Regions from separate parts of the Homo sapiens genome. Here regions 1, 2, 3 and 5 are each linked to region 4. The links are chromatin contacts, found by Hi-C in ENCODE. All regions are on one chromosome and are shown on one strand. Each heading gives the region's core, a stretch centred on a gene start or an enhancer-like site at or near the end of the contact. The rest is flanking DNA. Distances are from core to core; before and after follow the strand shown. Region 1 holds the start of ZNF570 (zinc finger protein 570). Region 2 holds the start of ZNF571 (zinc finger protein 571). Region 3 holds the start of ZNF585A (zinc finger protein 585A). Region 4 holds the start of ZNF235 (zinc finger protein 235). Region 5 holds the start of ZFP30 (ZFP30 zinc finger protein).

Evidence for each region. Hi-C counts contacts between places; a loop is a spot of excess contacts on that map. Pooled maps may share reads with other maps.
Region 1: a loop to region 4 is called in a pooled map, with 25 times the contacts of the local background. The contact joins the promoter of ZNF570 here to the promoter of ZNF235 in region 4. A Hi-C loop is called at or near these places in 7 of 50 pooled maps.
Region 2: a pooled map shows a loop between it and region 4 (4-fold over the local background). The contact joins the promoter of ZNF571 here to the promoter of ZNF235 in region 4. A Hi-C loop is called at or near these places in 2 of 50 pooled maps.
Region 3: a pooled map shows a loop between it and region 4 (17-fold over the local background). The contact joins the promoter of ZNF585A here to the promoter of ZNF235 in region 4. A Hi-C loop is called at or near these places in 5 of 50 pooled maps.
Region 5: a loop to region 4 is called in a pooled map, with 12 times the contacts of the local background. The contact joins the promoter of ZFP30 here to the promoter of ZNF235 in region 4. A Hi-C loop is called at or near these places in 3 of 50 pooled maps.

The regions. Positions count from the first base shown.
Region 1 is chr19:37,467,954-37,470,667 of GRCh38, reverse strand. ZNF570 (zinc finger protein 570) reads right to left here and starts at 1,312. Exons shown (of 5, transcript NM_144694.5): 1 at 1,111-1,312; 2 at 281-364. The coding sequence starts at 313. It also overlaps a transcript of ZNF569 not described here. RefSeq lists an enhancer at 1,138-1,637.
Region 2 is chr19:37,593,335-37,596,195 of GRCh38, reverse strand. ZNF571 (zinc finger protein 571) reads left to right here and starts at 1,404. Exons shown (of 4, transcript NM_016536.5): 1 at 1,404-1,455. ZNF540 (zinc finger protein 540) reads right to left here and starts at 1,320. Exons shown (of 5, transcript NM_001172225.3): 1 at 1,101-1,320. RefSeq lists enhancers at 843-892, 1,123-1,242, 1,283-1,482, 1,079-1,761, 1,713-1,762 and 2 more.
Region 3 is chr19:37,171,330-37,174,029 of GRCh38, reverse strand. It overlaps ZNF585A (zinc finger protein 585A), which reads left to right and starts at 1,335. Exons shown (of 5, transcript NM_001288800.2): 1 at 1,335-1,403. RefSeq lists enhancers at 1,109-1,403, 1,245-1,434.
Region 4 is chr19:44,303,773-44,306,472 of GRCh38, reverse strand. It overlaps ZNF235 (zinc finger protein 235), which reads left to right and starts at 1,448. Exons shown (of 5, transcript NM_004234.4): 1 at 1,448-1,502. RefSeq lists enhancers at 1-33, 34-535, 1,112-1,665.
Region 5 is chr19:37,654,113-37,656,812 of GRCh38, reverse strand. It overlaps ZFP30 (ZFP30 zinc finger protein), which reads left to right and starts at 1,348. Exons shown (of 6, transcript NM_001320669.3): 1 at 1,348-1,393; 2 at 1,934-2,101. RefSeq lists enhancers at 743-792, 192-1,179 and a silencer at 1,203-1,392.

The DNA.
Region 1 (2,714 bases), core at 63-2,562, 6.8 Mb after region 4:
ACAAGGAAGCTAGTGTTGCTGGAACTGAGTGACTGAGTTAAAGACAGGATGAGAAAAATTAGATGAAGTCAGAGGGACAGTCAGGGACCAGATTATGCAGGGCCCTGCAGGTCAAGACAAGGACTTACGCGTTTATCTTGAATAAGATGGGAATCCAATGGAGAGTGTTGATAAGGGACATGACTGGTTACCCAGAAACGTTTCAGCAGAAGGAAAATTAGTACCTGCTTGTTTTGAAAAGCAGACAGGTATTCAGGAAATCGAGAAAACACCAACACACCTGGTACATGGCTTTAAGAAGCCCAACAGCCATTCTTTCTTCCTCCTGGCTCTTCTCTTGGGAAATAGCAGTGGCCTCAGATGACTGAGATGGGGAAAAGAACATGAGAAACTAGACTTTTCTTGCAGCATCCAGAATCACCAGTCTAGACTTTTTAGGATTCTCTTTCCTCCTCTTGCAACCTTCCCTCCAATAGAGAGAGCATAATGGAGACCTAGGAATTTGTTTGCATACAATTTAACTGATGCCTAAATCATTTCCCAATTCCTTAGGTTAACAACAGATGTTCTAGGCTTTACAAATACAGACTCAGAGGAATGTAAGTTTTCACATAAAGACACAGAACTAACAAATAAGAGCACCAAGATCAAATAAAAGAGGACCTGACCCCACAATCCTCCTCTCCAATAAATCAGTGATTCTGAAACTTGGTGGCACATTGATATGACTTGGGCTGGCTTTAAAAGCCTCTCCGTGGCACACAGTCTCTCACTCAATCCCCCACATAATCAGAGTCTGAAAAACTACAGTGCCAACCACCGTCTTACCCACGCCACAGTCAGAGGCCATGGGTATGGACTGCCTCACACGGGCACCCTTTCCCATACCGGCAAGGCTCAGCCACCAGGGTATCTATCACAAGCGACAATCTCACAACCCAGTCACAAAGAAGCCGCGGGTATCGGCCCAACAAGGTGCAGCGAACAGTCGCCCGCTCCCGCCTCAACTCACAGCCTCACATTCCACGGTGCCATTGACTTCCTCGCACCCAGTCACACAGGACGTGGACAGGCACACGGGGTGACAGCCTCGCACTGAACGGTACCAACCTCCACTCGCACCGGAGTCACACAGATGGCCTGCGACGAGCTTCCGGAGACCCACACGCCACTCCTCAGCCCACTCCCGACCTGCAGAACAGAACTGGTGGAAGATCTCCTTCCTGCCCCGAAGGCTCGGGGAATCTGCACTCGGGTCTCACCGCTACCCTTAGTTGGATGGAACCCAGCCCTTACGGGCCCGGAAAGAAGCGCCTCAGCTGCCTCCGCCCCCGGAGGACACAAAGGGGCCGCCGGCCCAACTCCCGCGGGGTCCGCTGGGAAACGTAGTCCGGAGTAGAAAAGGTCGCGGCGTCGCAGTGTCTGGCAGCAGCGGTGCAGCTCCGCGCAGGGTTTGTAACACGGCCTCCTCCCCACCAGGTCCTCCCACACTGGCCTCTCCCCGGCCTTCCAGAGAGCCCGAAAGTCCGGATTCCCTGCAGCTCCGAGCCTGGCCCGGTCACAGGGACGGGGCCCAGCGTCACACTACACGGGCTGGTGTGGAAGTGCGCAGGCACAAGCGCTCTGCGCGCCTCCCTTAGCAACCAGGGCGGGGAGTTGAGAATCGCAGGTTGGCCGCAGGGAAAAGGTTTGTGCGTGGGAACGCGCTAGTGGCGCGTCTACTCAAAATGGGTGGGAGGCGAATTCCTAGAATTGTGCTGGATACCCGAAAAAAATTGGGAGGGGAGCGGGGTGGGGGGGATGCAGGGTGGTAAACTGCGCAAGCGCACTACACTCCTGGCAGTCTCCCACCCGCTACCCTCAGCCTGGCACGGTGGCTCACGCCTGTAATCCCAGCACTTTGGAAGGCCAAGGTGGGCAGATCACGAGGTCAGGAGTTCGAGACCAGCCTGACCAACATGGTGAAACCCCGTCTCTACTAAAAATACAAAAAAATTAGCCGGGCGTGGTGGCACGCGCCTTAAGTCCCAGCTACTCAGGAGGCTGAGGCAGAAAAATTGCCTGAACCTGGGAGGCGAAAGGAGGCGGAGGTTGCAGTGAGCCGAGATCGCGCCACTGCACTCCAGCCTGAGCGACAGAGCAAGACTCCGTCTTAAAAAACAAACAAACAAAAACCTCGTGACCTCAAATGATCCGTGCGCTTTGCCCACCCAAAGTGCTGGGATCACAGGCGTGAGCCACCGCGTCCGGCCTATTATCTCTTTATTAAAGGTATTAAGACCGGCCCCGTGCGGCTCATGCCTGTAATCCTAGCACTTTTTGAGGCCCAGGCGGGAGGATCGCTTGAGCTCAGGAGTTCGAGAGCAGCCTGGGCAACATAGCGAGACCTTATCTCTACTAACAAACAAACAAAAATCAGCCGGGCGGAGTGTCCCTTGATTGTGGTCCCAGTTACTCGGAAGGCCGAGGCAGAGAATCGCTTGAGCCCGGGAGTTCGAGGCTGCAGTGAGCCAACATCGCGCCGCTGCACTCTCCAGCCTGGGCAACAAAGTGAGGCTCTGCCTCAAAAAAAACAAAACAAACAAAAAAAAAAAAACACGAAAGGCATAGAGAAGTTAAGTACCTAGTCTGAGATGACACAGCTAGTAAGGCCAAGTCTGTTTAGAAGTCAGGCGGTCTGGCCACACTACTTTTCGCTCACGATCCCGGGTCAT
Region 2 (2,861 bases), core at 155-2,654, 6.7 Mb after region 4:
GTCTATAAAAGGGCAACACAACAGATCCTCGAGGTGATGGAAATGATCTATCTTGACTATCAATGTCAACATCCTGGTTGTCATATTATACTACAGTCCTGCAAGATGTTGTCATTGGAGAAGACTAAGTTGAAGATAACACACAATGTCTCTATTATTTCTTACAACCTCATATGAATCTACAATCATCTCAAATTTAAAAAAAAATTTAAGGAAGTTTTAAGAATTTCATTTTCAAATATTTGCTAGATGAATTAAGTTTTTACCCCCTTCAAATCTTGAAGGCAAATTAATGCTCCAGGTTGTACTGTTCAATAGGAAGACTATTAGCCATATATAGCTGTTTACATTTAGATTTATTAAAATTGAACACAATTTAAAAAATTCGTTCCTCAGTCAAACCAGCCACATTTCAATTTCTCAATAGCCATATGTAGCTAGTGGCTACTATATTGGAGAGCACAGATATAAAAAATGGAACTCAGTTTTGCAGAAATTCCTATTAAAAAGCATTGTTCCAAAGCGTTACACGACTGACACCCTCACTTTACAGGTGAGAAAACTGAAGCCAGGAGATATCACTATAATACAGCGCTGCACACAATCGTGCTCATTCTCACCATATTATGCTCACACACTTCTTTCCCCACATTCACTGCCACAGGCGAACTCTCAATGAATCATTCACTACATTTATATAATTTCATGGGAATCTATTTTAAATTCATGACCATGCAAAGAAAAATCAATTTCTTACAGGTTATAAGATACTCAGTCGCAGGCTGAATCTGATTAAACAGACATCAGTCACCCTCAAAGCTATAATCAAACCATTCCCAAGACCCTTCCGCACACAATACTAAATGCGCCACTAATAGCCTCAAGCATAATCTGACGCACATCACACAGGCATGGCCACTACCCACTCTGCACCCACAGAGGACACTCGGACACGCGCGCGCACAGACCCACACACACACGCACACACACACACATGGCCGCAAAGAATGCGTCACACTTCCGAACCCCGTTGAGCAGCAACCCGGTATCGTGGCCACTGCGTCACGGCCAGAGCTGTCAGAGAGAAATCCAGACCTTACCTGACAGCCTTTTGCAGCTCTTCTAGCCCGGGATGACATTCCCCTGAAGGCACCACGGCAAGACTCAACCTCTTTGTGTGAGATTCTCTGGAATTTCTGGGGCGTTACTTGAGTATAATGAAATAGGGTAGGCTCGGACCATAGTAGGGTAAGTCCCACAGTTCGAGCAAGGGAGCCTCAGGGATCGTTCTGTTCTGGAGCGCCGGACCCGATCTTAGCTGCTGGGCCTGCGCAGACACGATCCGGCCGGTTTCCAGTTGTAGACTACATTTCCCGAAGGCCCCCGCGTCGCTGCGCAACGTCGTACACTTACGCTGTTATGTCTTGACGCACGGAGCTTGTCTGCGCCGGCCAGGTGAGTGGGCGGCCTCACCGGGAACCGCTCGCAGCTTTTGGGTTGCTTCATCGAAAAAGTAGTTCTTGTATGGTGCTGGGAATACCGGTGTCCTGGCTGGGGCTCGGTGCTGACAGGAACGGGACGGTGCTCTGGCTAATTACTTATGGAAGTCGGCCTTGCGCTTGCGGAGGGGTGTCGGCACCGTCACTTTGGTTCTGGCAGTGGCGGGGGTGTGGTGCTGCTAGTTGTGTTCCTCCGCACCGAATTTATGAGTGTGCCCCTGGAGCCCCTGCCGCGGACAAAATCGGCACCATAACTTTGGGATAGGGAGGCTAGAAGGAGGCGGGTGTTACTAGTAGTGTTCCTCCGCCCTGGACGTGTGCGTGTGCGCTTGTGCGGCCGCGGGGTGGGCTCACCTGCCGCCTGTTAATGCTCCTAGCGCTTGGCCCCTCCCGGGCCGCAGTACTCCTCGTGTGACACGGACATCATTAAGCCAGCTGAGAATCGTGCGGTTACAGCTGCTGCAGTTTCTTTGCAGAGTAAGAGGCTCTTTTTGAAGTTTCCCTGATGGTGAGGCTTTACCCCTGGAAGTGTCTTAGGAAGAAGACCACTGTTAAAGATGTCCTATTCTAGCTTGACAGCCCTGTGGGGAAGACTAATCCCTTTCTAGAGGTTGGTGTTATCCTAAATTGTTTCGTCTGCTCCGAGAGCTCTGATGTTCTATGATGCTTATTTCTTTTCTCGGTTCTGCGTTTTCCAAGAGAGGCACCCAGAGGAAAAGAATATCGCACTTCTGAAAGTCTTGTGTGAAGTTCCTGTTTTCTTTCTAACCTCAAATTTCTTCCTTTCCGAAACGTTTTCTACCTCCAGCAACATCTTCCTAAGGAAGAACCAGCCATGCTAGTGACTGGTCCTTAGGCACCCCATAAATGATGCTGCGGGGATGGGATCATCAGTTTAGCTCTACTCCCCAGCCACACTACACCTCTCCTTTCCACCCAATGATACAGCAGTCCTTTCTGGTCTAAGATTTTTTTGTTTGTTTGTTTGCTTTTTGAGACGGATTCTCGCTGTGTCGCCCTGGCTGGAGTGCGGTGGTGCGGTCTCGGCTCACTGCAAGCTCCGCCTTCCGGGTTCACGCCATTCTCCTGCCTAAGCCTCCCGAGTAGCTGGGACTACAGGCGCCCGCCACCATGCCCGGCTAATTTTTTGTGTTTTTAGTAGAGACGAGGTTTCACCGTGTTAGCCAGGATGGTCTCGATCTCCTGACCTCGTGATCCACCCGCCTGGGCCTCCCAGAGTGCTGGGATTACAGGCGTGAGCCACCGCGCCTGGCCTGGTCTAAGGTTTTGATGAAAAATAACTGTACTTTCTGGGGGAAATTTGAAGAGTTTTAAAATTTTAACTTTATTGTGGATGTTTTC
Region 3 (2,700 bases), core at 86-2,585, 7.1 Mb after region 4:
AGAAAGAAAACCTGAGATCAGCAGAGTCTAATTCTCTAAACATATTTTTAAGCCGAGTCCCAGAGACAGACATAACTGGCCTGAAGGCATCCAGCATGCCCACATCAGAGTGTAGGTTCAATTCCCTGAAAACAAGTTTCCCACCTGCTGGAACTGAACACATTGGGTAGTAATTTCCCACCACTGTTCAGGTAGAACTTCCTGTCAGAAGCTGAGCTGTGAATCATGTTTAGGAGTTCACCAAGTGAAAGGAATTGTATCTTTACAACTCCTCATCCACACCCTCCAAAAAGGGGAGTAAGGAGGTTTCAGAATTTCCACAGAGGAGAAGCTAAGGGTCAGAGACTGCACTTAAAGCTTCATTGACATGGTAAGGCGATTGTTATTAATTATATTTTAACTTCAAGGTAAATAAAAACAGTCTTCTTTAGGTGCTTTTAGTAACACGTTGGCCATACTAAAGACTATTAGTGTTGTTATTATTGCTGCCTACTATAGTTGCACTTGAGGTATTTAGTGTGGAGGGTAATGGGTGATTCAAATCTCTATTCACCTTCCCACCCGACCCAGCCCTTCAGAAGGGGACGCCCGGACTTCTCCTCCCTCCTCTGGTGGTATCTCCCAGGAGAGGATTGTATTAATACTATTGGACTTCTACCCTATTTCCCAAGGCGGTTTCTCCCATTAAAAGTTGTACCACTCTTCCTGCAGCCTACTACTCATTCAGATGTCTCTCAGACTTTCAGGGTGGTTTCACTCAAGAGATGACTCCCCTAGTGACCTTTCCACCTTTTCCCTGAATGGCGTCTGTAAAAAATGGACTGTACTATCCTGATTCCTCCTATCATCTGCCTGTGGTTTCTCCCAGGATCCCCTTCACTTGGTGATTTTTCCCTGGCTCCTCTATTCCCTGGTAATTATTATCCTCAGTGTCCTGTATTCAGAAAGGTAACTTAGCTTTTCTAAATATAACATACAGCACCAGACCCACATTTCCAGTAACTTTCTCCTCCGAAATAGAAGCCTAGTCAGACAAGGGTCACACTCCAGCATCCTATGTAACTATACCTGCCTCGCTCTAGGAAACCCTGCCAGCGGCCAATTCCTCTGCTCTACGGAATGGATATGCTTTCAAAATGGCGGCCCACGCGAATAAACACCATAAGGGCGCGGCCATGTTCTCTGCCGGACAGCGCCACATTACGGAACCTGTGCGCTGTGTCTGCGCCCTGTTGACTGTTCGAGGAAACTGGCTTCCAAGTTTATTCAGAGCATGCGCCATATCAACAGCCTACAAAGGGGAGGTGCTAGAAGTCGGACCGGAAGTGGAAGTGGTCTTCCAAGGCTTTTTTGCCGCTGGTGTCAGGAGTATTTTCATATTCCAATACCGATAAATCTTTGAGGTGATTTTGGTTGATCACGATTGGGGTTTCTGTGGAGCCAGTAATAGGGGGTGTCGAGGTTGCCTGTGGAGTTAGTGATTGCGGTTTCAGGCTTCGGTGATGGGGTTCTGTGGCGTCCGTTGTTGATTGTGACGGATTTCTCAGGTCATTGATGGAGCTCTTTGGGATGAGTGATTGAGGTTTGGGGGTCAGTGATGGGAGTCTGTGGTCAGTGACAGAGCCTGTAGGGTCAGTTATGGTGATCGGTGAGGACTGTAATCAGCTTGCTTTCTAACCTGAGTTGAAAGTTCAGCTTTTTAATTTTCAGTCTTCTTTAATATAAAAATTCTCAAGTTTTGGTGAATCTTTGTATTAAAAATTGTTCAAATCTAAGTGGTTTTTTCTTTGATCCATGAGTTATTTAGAAGTTCCTTTTTAAAGTAATGTCTGTTTAATGGTCAAATTGAAAAATTGCTTTATGACCTAGTTCGTGGTCAGTTTTCATGAATGTCACATCTATTACATAGAAACAGTGTACTATGTTCTCTAATTGTATTGTTATAGATATTAATTAAGCATATATTCAAAAAATATATCTGTCTCCTCACAGATTATTTTGTCTGCTTAATTACAGAGGAAGGTAAAGTACTCAACTCTGGAAAGGTTATTTGTCCATTTGTCCTTCTTTTTCTGCTTTATATATGTGAAATTATTAGGAATAACTATGTGCACTTTTTTTTTTTTTGAGATGGAGTCTCGCTCTGTCACCCAAGTTGGAGTGCAGTGGCGCGATCTCAGCTCACTGCAACCTCTGCCTAGTGGGTTCAACGGATTCTCCTGCCTCAGCCTCCAGAGTAGCTGGGATTAGAGGCACCCGCCACCACGCCCAGCTAATTTTTTGTATTTTTTAGTAGAGACGGGGATTCACCATGTTGGCCAGGCTGGTCTCAAACTCCTGACCTCAGGTGATCTACCTGCCTCCGCCTCCCAGAGTGCTGGGATTACAGGCGTGAGCCACTGCGCCCGGCATATGTGCATTTTTAATACTTTATAGATATGACTAAGTAGCTCAAAATATAACAATTCAAGCTTATACCAACAATTTATAAAATAACTCATTTTCCCAGATGCTTTTCCAGCAGTGGATATTGTTGCATTTTAAAAGTTTTTAAAATTTTGAGGGAAAATTATATCTAATTGCTCCAATGCATTTTCCAGTTACTAAAGTTGGCATCTTATTTGGTTAATTGCCATTTGTTTCCTTTTCTGTGAATTTTCATATCTTTTGTCCTACTTTTTTTTGTGGTATATTTTAACA
Region 4 (2,700 bases), core at 199-2,698:
GCATTGGCGGACACACAAACAGCTGGCTGTCGAGAGGCTGTCGAGGGGAGCGGGTCGGCAAAAGAGCACACTGAAGAGACCGGCAGGCCAGCAGGCCATTAACCGGTGGAATAACGCAGTTTGGCCTGGGTAGTCGGAGGAGCGCCCAGGCCGCTGAGAGGCTGACTCCAGGCGAAAACCATCTCCCTTCTGGCTCCCCCTTCTGCTGAGAGCTACTTACAAATCGTTCTCCAAGGTTTCTCCAATCCTTGCACTCTTTCTCCAAGCCTATGTGTGATGCGATTCTTCTGGTACACCAAGGCAAGAACCTCTGGGATACAGAAAGCCCTCTCTTGCTTGCGATAAGTCAGGGGTCTAATTGAGCTAACACAAGCCTCCTACAGATGGCTGAACTAAAAAAGCACCCTATAACACACGCCCACTGGGGCTTCAGGAGCTGTAAACATTCACCCCTAGACACTGCCGTGGGGTTGGAGCCCTACAACCTGCCCGTGTGCATGCTCCCCTAGAGGTTTGAGCGGCTGGGCACGAAGAAGCGAGCCACACCCCATCACATGCCCTGGGAGAGGGAGAAGTGAACTTTTCCCGTTTCATCACAATTTACTTTCGGCACTAACATGATTGTTCAGCTGTCTTCATCAGCAGGCCTTTATTCCAGGAGATTCCTGCCCAAGCAAACTGTTTAATTGTTCATTATGGGAACTTCCACAGAGACCCATCAAATTTTCAATCTCTTCCAAAGAAAGTGTCAATAGATTGCAATTTAAGATTCTTTGCTTCAAAAATCCTTGCTATATCCACCAATCCTGGACTGTAGTATCATGATCATTATGCAATACTAATAAAATCCCTTGCATTGAAAGACCCGCCTTAAACATCCAGTTCTCAATCAGTTCCAACCTTGCCTTGACACTTTGCTCTGTGAAGGTGCCAACGCTCCGTCGAAGTGTTGTTCTCCATTACTGCAATCAACAATAAATTCTGTTTTTTGTCTTATCAACAGGTTGAGTTGATGATATTTGGGGAGCCGGCATTTGACACAAGTTTGAGATCTGGTGTTCCTTAACGTTCAGCGTCCATCGGAGCTCAGCCTAAGTCACTTTTACGCTTCCCATTTTAGCCTACCCTCTGCTTCTGCGAAAAATTTTGGTTTCTAACTTATTTTAATAATACAAGCTGCACTTTTCATTTTTATATGTCATCACTTTAAAAATTTTACAATTATTTTCTCATGAGCTTTTAAAAATGAATAAAACAAAAACGAATCTCACAGTAGTAGCACCAGAGAAGTGGCTCAAACCCAACCGGCTTGAGTCAAAACAAAGCCCAGCTGGTGGGAAGCGCTGCCCTTGGAGCATTCTGGGAACTGTAGTCCAGGAGTGAGAGAACTCTGAGACGCTTCCGCTTAGGAATTCTGGGAAGTGGAGTCCACGAACCGTGGGCACTCGGAGGCACTTCCGCTCCAGGAAGGCGAGGTCGGATCTGAGATATCTCCCAGGGAGGTGAGTCAGCTCCGGGTCTCCAAGACTTCTCCGAGCCCTCTTTGCCTAGGCGTGGGGCCAGCAATGAACCCGTCCTTGGCTTGGGGAAGAGAAGCCGCGGCCAGCGCTGGAGGGCGGGGTTGGGAGGCTGCGGGAGTTTGCGTCCCCTCGGCAGAACCTCTTGCGTGGGAGGCGGGCTCGCGTCGTCCTTCGAGGTTGAGGGTCTGCTGCCCTAGCCGTCCTCACGCACCTACCAGCCAGTCCTGCCTGCTCCTCGCAGTAAAATATTGGGCAAGTTACTTAATCTCTCCTTGTCTCAGTTTCCTCGTGCCTGTAAAGGGTTAGTGCGTTCCCAGTGATGTTCTTGTGAGAATTAAATGAGGTTTTATAGAAATAAGCTTAAAACCAGTGCATAGGAAAATGTTGGATGCCACCGTTAATTCTGTTATAATACTGAAAAAGACGCCTGTTGTTTGGAAACTCCTCTGAGTCTAGGAGATCCAGCTACGGAGCCGCTGTCCCTTCTCTAATCCTTGCCTGATGTGGGGCCGTTCCTGGATTCTTGGACTTTTCTAGCCTCTTGTTTAGGAGACAGGAATTAGTTCCAGCGGAGCCTGGGGAATGTCCTGTGTGTTTTATCTCAGATAAGCGATCGTCATTACGGATTTGCAGAGTGCCAGAGGTGTCCTGAGGCCCTAATAAATGTTCAGTATAATGTGGTTATAACCAATAATCCCGTGTGGTTAACTTAAGTGTAACACCATTTCTTAGAGAGTTTTAGGTTTTTATTAGTCATTGCTTTCATGCATGTGGAAAAAGAGACTTTCTTGAGGCTCCTCCAGCTTAGTAACATTTGCAAGTAATTACATCTGTTGGAGGAAAAAAAAACCTGTGGCAGTTTAACTATCATTACCAACGGAACTAATTATGTTAGACAACCAATCACAGTTACAGACTTTTCTGAGGGTAATGGTAACTCACAGGACAGAGCAATTATTTTTGAGTTCTGGGTTTCTTAAAAGATTCATTTTCTAGAAAGCATACTCAAAAGGGCAGTTTTATGAAGCATAATAGCACTTGCTTGTCAGAAGCTGCAGGAAATAGAGAATACAGGCATTATTATTGTCCCCATTCACAGGTAACTGAATTAAGGCACAGAGAGATTAATAATTCGCTTAAGGTTTATACTGCTGATCAGTTGAAAATAGGTAGAAATGCC
Region 5 (2,700 bases), core at 99-2,598, 6.6 Mb after region 4:
TGAACATTTTTATTACTAAAGGTATTTTTAGCTACGAAAATGAGGCTGATCTTTCAACTAAAGATCAAAGAAACTTACTATCCAAGAATGCTTGGAGACATTGAATTTATCCAAGAGTTCATCCAGGAACAAAGGGGAAAAAACAAATCTCATTTGTTAGAATATTCCAAGACCAGGTATGGAAGAAAATAAAATGCCTCTCCCTCCCGTTTCATGGTGTCCTATTCAATTTTCTGACACAGTCCTACAATTCCATCATTTGGAAGTAATAGCAACCTTATTCCTTTCCAATTTTTTTTCCTGCAATTATTTTACTTGCCTAACACCACAGTCCTGAGGGCACACAAGGGCCAGATGCAGATAATCAAAATCCCAACACTCAGTTTCATAGGGACCCACAAACCGTCTCCATGGAAAACCAGAACCAGAAGCGCTGCCCTATCAGAAGGATTCTGGAAATAACGCTGGATGAGGCAGAGCCACAGTCACAGATCCGATGTCAGGTACGTCACAAACGCAGACACAAACCGCAAAGACCCCAGAGACCCGCTACAGCCAGCGTCAGAGTCAGGCACCACCGCGCAGCCTTCTCTGCGGCACCATCCTAATCCCCCGCTAGAGAACGGCACACGCGCACGCAGCAGCCCCGTGCACGGAAACACTACTCCGCCAGCGGCCAGGCACTCGGTCCAGGTACGCGGGGGCGCGGCGGCCGTCACTCAGCAAACACCACAGGCAGCACGCGCCGCGCCTTGGTCCAGGCTCGCGATACTGGGGTTTCCTCCATCCAACTCACGCCAGGGTCACGGCTACAGGCCTAGATTTGAACACTCCATCCCCATCGGGATCCTGTAGCCAACCTCCACCCTCCTCCAAACCTCCCGACCCCTCGGCAGGTGCGGCCCCACACTTCTCCCTTGCTCCCTGAAGGGCCCCAGCGTTCGCCCCCCGCGCGCTTGCGCACTCGAGGCAGAAGCCGATTTCCAAAGGTTCCGGTGAGGCGTCGCTGGGGGCGGGGCGGGGCTCGCAGCCTCCGCCTGTCTCCGAGCCGAGAACCAAATGAAAAATAAAAAGGCGGAATATTGTTTTTTTAAATTTTGGACCGCAGTGTCCACAGGGGAGCAGGCCTGGATTATCTTTAATGGCACTGGTCAGTCACGGGGCGGCCATTACAGGTAGAGGCCTGAGGCGAGGGACACTGCGGCCCCTCTGGCTCCGTCTCCCCGGCCCGACTATCCCCGCCGAGACCCGGCCCCACGCGCCCCTCCCGGCCCGGAGCAGCTGCGGGACTTGCCTCCGCCCCCCCGCGCGCTAGCGCATTCGCGACGGAGACAGGCGCTCTCCCGTATTCTGGCGCCGCTGACTCCCAGGGCTGGGCTATCCTCTGAGTCGGGTGAGGCTGGGGCTGGGAGCCGGGCGCCACTGTGGCCGCTGCTTTTCTGAGGGAAAAGAGCGCGGAGTGGGCCAGGTTTTGCAGGCCGGGCCAAGGTGGAGAAAAGGTTCCTGTGGAGCCTCAGGCCGGTGTGCTTTTTTTCCCGGGACTGAGCTTCTGCAGCCCTGAGGCCTGGAGGCCCGGGCGGTAGTAACTGTGCCGGACCAGGTTCGTGGGTGCGGCCTGTGGTGCAGTTGGAGACCGAGGCCCCGCGCATCCTCGTCCGCGCTTCAGCCACTTAGGCTCGGCCGTAGCGAAAAGGCCCAAGAGGGAAGTCAGAGGTGAACGCCCCAGGATGAAGGTCCCCTGCAAAACGCTGGGACCTAGATTTGGGGTGGGTGTCTGGGGTCTAGGAGGACACGCTGGACAGTTCCGAAAAGACACAGTGGGTGGTCCCGGGCGTGGGCAACCGGGTGCGGAACTACAGCGTACCCGGAGCTGCGAACCCAGACGCGGGTGACTGCTGACCCTCTGCCCTGTCGTTTCCATTTGTGCATGCAGGTGGCGGTTAGTTGGGGCCAGGGAAGCGTGGAGGGTGGGTTCCAATCGAGTCAAGAAAAGCCTGGGGTGTCCTGAACTCTGCCTGCTTCCCCAGCCCTGCCAGTTTCCAGAGAAGGCGCTTGAGAAGGAGAAACGAATCGCTGCTGCTCTTCTAAAAGCCGGTTCCCTGTGAGTTCGTGCTGCTGCTTTGTTTCTGTGAAATGCATTCGAGTTCCTTCCGTTTAAAATCCTGCTTAGGAATGATCTATTTATTCATTGATTTGGGCCTTAGGATTTCCCTACCTAGTTAACGGCAGGGGACCTAATTAATAGATTTCCCGTTGTTAGTGCCCACTTCATGCTGTTCTATAGTTAGACACATGGTTAGTTAACTGTAGGCTGCAAATTCAATTACTCTGTGAGCGCTGTTTTTCTAAGGATCTTGATGATATGGAAATACCCGTGCTGGAGATTAATGTTCATACTTTGTTTTTATTTGTTTTTTAGGGTTTAGATATGTTTAATGGTTCTGGGGTAGGAGTGGAGATTTCTTTTTTTCCAGGAAATTCATGAGTGGAAGTTTTTGGTACCAGCCAGATGTGGTTTGAGGTCTGGCAGCATGAGTTTATTTTGGGTATATCTTGGATCGACTGAGGGAGGTGTAGTGTAGTGGTTAAGAATTTCGAGCCTAGATTAAGTGGAATTGAATCCTGACTGCCACTTAAATCTGAACGAGTTTAAGCAATCTGTGCTTCAATTTCCTCAGAATTGTAATAGTGTATACTTTA